Linked DNA regions of Homo sapiens: region 2 is linked to region 1. The links are chromatin loops, found by intact Hi-C in ENCODE. Cell type or tissue: IMR-90. All regions are shown on one strand.

The links. Peaks named below come from ENCODE experiments on the same cell type or tissue, not always from the same donor. Only the 100,000 strongest peaks of a DNase experiment are listed, where the experiment ranks them.
Region 2: a loop joins it to region 1, with 4 times the contacts of the local background. A loop is called at or near these places in 8 of 110 quality-filtered maps.

The regions. Positions count from the first base shown.
Region 1 is chr6:16,337,798-16,340,297 of GRCh38, forward strand. All of the region lies in intron 6 of ATXN1 (ataxin 1), which reads right to left. Among named protein-coding and RNA genes, the nearest start is that of GMPR, 100 kb to the left of the region's middle. In IMR-90, a CTCF peak has its summit at 1,417 (motif pointing right); a DNase peak (open chromatin) is centred at 1,334; H3K27ac peaks cover 599 bases.
Region 2 is chr6:16,471,084-16,473,583 of GRCh38, forward strand. The region is part of intron 6 of ATXN1 (ataxin 1); the gene reads right to left. Among named protein-coding and RNA genes, the nearest start is that of GMPR, 230 kb to the left of the region's middle. RefSeq lists an enhancer at 2,093-2,172. In IMR-90, no CTCF peak of the experiment used is centred here; a DNase peak (open chromatin) is centred at 1,398; H3K27ac peaks cover 2,003 bases.

The sequences.
Region 1 (2,500 bases):
ACTAACTTGTTTCAAAGTGAGAGGAAGTGAGCCCTCTTCATTATCTTATTTCAAGGACTGATGCAAGAAGATGAAAAGTATTGGCCAAGGTAACACAGTAAGAACTGGGGTCAGGAGGATGAGAACCTGTCACTTTGACTCTCACTTGAATGTTTCTTACCACCACTGTGATAGATCTCACTACCCGATGCATGAAGCATTCACATCCACTGTCCTATTTAGAATATCAAGATAAATATTAATATTATTATTACTAACAATGATGATAATAGATCAATAATATTCCACTGCTATTACTACTAAGGACACACAGAATTGTAGTTAGAGTGGGCTACGCCGTAAGGTAGAGAACAGGTTCAAACCTTGGCTTTACCCCAAACCACCTATGTTATCCATTTTTAAAAATATAATTTTGGCCGGGCGTGGTGGCTCATGCCTGCAAACCCAGCACTTTAGGAGGCTGAGGCGGGCGGATTGCGAGGTCAGGAGATTGAGACCATCCTGGATAACACAGTGAAATCCTGTCTCTACTAAAAATACAAAAAATGAGCCAGGCGTGGTGGCAGGCGCCTGTAGTCCCAGCTACGAGGGAGGCTAAGGCAGGAGAATCGCTTGAACCCAGGAGGCGGAGGTTGCAGTGAGCCGAGATCACACCACTGCACTCCAGCCTGGGCGACAGAGCGAGACTCCATCTCAAAATAATAATTTTAATTTTACTTGCGATTATACATGTGCCCAAGTTTAATGAGGCAAAAATTTCATTTCAACAATGTGTAAAGTTGTAATCTCTGCCTTTAAAATGGGGAAGAATTAACATGCACAGTGCCTAGTATAACACACACTCAGTACATGGTCGCCATCGTAGTTATAATTCAATAAACATTTCCTCATGAATTCTCAGTGATCACCCACACTTATCTGTTGCTCATCTCTCCTGGCCATGATGTAATCAATACAACACCTTCAAACTATCAATTCTTTCAAACATCTGTTTTTTCCTCACATCTGTGATAGAAAAAGAGGAAGTGATGGGTGTTTGAGAGTTCATTTTTTTCTTCACTTGATAGGTGGGATAATATTTATAAGTGCCCAATGTGCAGACCCCTATGCACACCAACAAGAAGGAAGGCAATTCAGCACACAAGCAGAATAAACAGAAAGCTCAGACGCTAAACTCAAGGATGGCATTTCCAGGGAAGGGTTAAGTGCAATGCCTCCGTGTTTCACTCTGCCTGCTTTTCCACAATACTTTTTGGATGAGTAATTCCCAAGACGCATGGTGGGGAAATGCAGAATCCTCCTTCCACATCCCGCAGGGAAGGCTGCCAGCTGTCTACCCGCACACACACTCACGAGCTTCACCACACAACACGATGCAAAGCGCCAGCAACTGCTCCAGGAGGCCTAGGCTGGATCCTGCCAGCCACCAGGGGGCTGGGTTTCCAGGACATTAGACAGCCCCAGTCTACAACAGAGAACATAAAACTCTCCATCAAGTCAGGAAAAAGGTCTCGTGGGAACTGAGGTACTCTGGGAGAGTCTTAAAACTATTCACTGTCCTTGGTGTGGCTGAATGAAAGCAAAGCCAATGCCTCCAGATAATTCATAAACTAACCAGCTGTTCCTCCAGGTGTCACACACTGGCTTACCTTCTATGGTGGTTTCAGTCACTGAGACACTGCACAATTCAATGCTCTCAACTGCAAAGACCCCAAGACCTCCCGGGACCCAGGCTCTCTAAGGCACAGCAGGCAGGACAAGTCACGATGCTTAATTTGTGCAGGCTACAGCAATGCTTTACATATAAATAACAACTAGCATATGATCACCCCATTTCAAAGACAAGGACATTGAAGCTCAGAGTGTAAGTCACTTGCCTAAGATTACATGGCTAAAAAAGGGCAGAAACAACACACAAAAAATCCTAATATGAAAACTTGGGATCTAGTTCTTGGGTTGTGTAGTGGGTCATTAGTGTGTAGTGAAGAATTTTTTTTCTTTTTTGAGACGGAGTCTCACTCTGTCACCATGCTGTAGTGCAGTGGCGTGATCTCGGCTCACTGCAACCTCTGCCTCCTGGGTTCAAGCGATTCTCCTGCCTCAGCCTTCCAAGAAGCTGGGACTACAGGCGCATGCCACCATGCCCAGCTAATTTTTGTATTTTTAGTAGAGACAGGGTTTCACCATGTTGGCCAGGATGGTCTCGATCTCTTGACTTCGCGGTCTGCCCACCTCGGCCTCCCAAAGTGCTGGGATTACAGGTATGAGCCACCGCGCCTGACCATGAAGAATTTAACCTCACCCAAACTCAGGTCTGGCCTTTGCCCCCACCTGTGGGGAGGTGATCTCTCGGCCTCTGGAATGTCCTGCCTCACAGAAGTATGTTTATTGGCCACTGGATGGAGTAACAATGTGATTTATGATGGGGGCTTTGGGCCATGAGGTATACGTTCCAACCTCAGAGGAACTAATAATGAAAGATATTTGCCTGATCTCCAGG
Region 2 (2,500 bases), 130 kb after region 1:
GAAATTTCCCCCACAGCACAGATGACCTTTTGCCACAAGTTTTCATACAAGCTTTGCTTTCTCATTCCAATAATCTCCCTGCTATCTGAAAGACTTCTGGCAATTAAAACACACACACACACACACACACACACACACAATTCAAAACTTGAAAAGGGCTTCATCAGAAGATGAACAGGTCTTCTGCGAAATAATTCCCAACCATCACAATGTAAGTTAATCACAGGAAGTAATTTTGAATTTTCAGTGTCATCCTGAAACTGAACTATGGTTAGTAATTTGAGATTGAGATGAACGAAGTAAATGGAGATGCCTTAGAGCTCGGCATTCCTGAGTTTGCTGCAATGAGTAGTTAAGTTTGAAGAATCTAGATATGTGAATGATGTAATAGATAAGGCAGACAGATTGGATCAGAGGGGTTTTAATATTAAGATAAGTGACAATGATAGCTCACAGTCATGACCTTATGCCTATATCATAGAGTGACACTAGACAGCCAGTGAAATGCAAAGCAGCCATGTGCCCTGGATTAGATTCGCACCTCTCTGTAGCTGGGCAGCTTTCAGTAGAGCATGTCAGGAGTGTGCGTATGTGTGCATGCATGCGTGTGTGTGTGTGTGTGTGTGTGAGACAGAAAGAGAGAGAGTCTGTCATTGTAATATACAGGGAGTTTACATAAGAGAAGGTTGGAAGAGCAACAACAATTTGAATTAAGGTAGCCTATTTTTCTTTATAAGACACTCGGAATACCTAACAGGCCTTAACTTCATCAATCTCCGCACCATCTGTCAGACCTTAGGTTACAGTGACCACCCCCATGCATTAATCAAGAAGAGGCAACCAAGTGTGTAGCTTTGAGAAAAGTTCTGCTCTTTCAGACTTGACTGTATTATTAAAATTTCTAAAAAGGTAAACAACAGGAGGTGGTTTTAATCACAGTGTTGACTTTGATTGCATACCCATGTCCCTGGCAGCTTAGAATGGTTACAGCGCTTAAGGTAACATACAAAGTGCAGATGAGTAAGAAAAGAACCTGACAAAACTCAGTGAAATAACACGCAGGTGGCAGCATATGCACACCTGCGTCTTCACCCCACTTCCAAAAATAAGAAGATTCTATTTTTTTTTACTGTCTACTCCATACACTCTAGAACAGATTACATACATATTTATAAAGAGAAATGTATTGTTTCAATATTTTATGCAAAACTTCATGTAAGGTCATGTGTTTGTACAGCACAAAACATGGAATTGGGTATCTCTCCAGTCACCTATAAAGCTGAGCTCATCCCTTCTTCTGGCACTTGTTCTATACTGTGTTCTGGAAGCCAGACCAGATTGAACACAGCAAACCATATCTTCCTTTCAGTATAGAATGCAATGAGTCAGTGTTTATGCAATGATCTGCTATTAAAGCAAATAAGCAGAATCAGGAATTCCAAAACATGCCATGTTTTCATTTCCATTTCACATGAGTATAAAGCTCACCAAATTTGGGCACTTTAAATTATGAAGTCTCCTATCACACACTTCTTTATCAGTCCTCCACATAATTGTTTAACTAAGACTCTGATAAAAATGTCAAAAATGCTTGCCATGGTTCTCAGCAGCAAACAAATGCCTGCAGGCTCCGAGCATGCCCTGGGGTTTTTCAAACCCTCTCCTGTCTTTGAAAATGCATCCCATTCAGTTAGCAGTGCTGGTGATAAGACATGGCACGCAGAGGGTCTAAACCACCACCCCTAAAGGTGCCAGAGCAGAACCCTGCATTGAGTTTAATGCTGACAGAGCACTCCAATCAGTCAGTCTGTTCGAACTCTTTGATTGGAGAAAAGGTCAGAATCTGAGCTACAAAAGTGGCCTGCCTGCCCCTGGAAGATTAGGTCCTGGGTTTTTAGTTTTCCTTCTTGTCTTCCTCTGTTCCCACAATTCCCATTTATTTTCAATTATTTGGTTAGGGAAGGTGTCCCTCAAGGAAAAGAGCATAGGAATGAAGGCTGCCTGCCCTACTTGTAGACTCTTCTGTATGTTCTTTTTTAATGAAAAAAATTAGAAAACTTGGCAAATTATTATCTGCATCGCACACATTTTGATGCTCCCCTCCCTCAATTTTACCTATAAAAGATACCACTTCCAACATTTGAGTTATAACCCCAAGGACTGAAAAATACCCAGCCACTCCGACCCGATATCAGGCAGTTTCAGTGACAACAAACTGGTCCCCAAACGTACCGGTGAAAACCACACGTTCTCACTCTTGGCGACTTGAATTTGGTGAAATGAAACAGTCATTTCTATTTTTGCCTTTTGAAAGAGTTATGCTTAAAGGTGTAGTGAAAAGGTCAGATCTGGAAATTAATGGGTAAGCATGGTCCTATCCGAGGTCAGAGAAGCATTTTGAGAGTGCCCCAGAGCCTTTAGAACACATTGTTTATTTTGAGGTCAAAGGGAAAAACATGTTGGAAGGAAAAGAGTCTTTGGCTGGGTGATGACAATGACA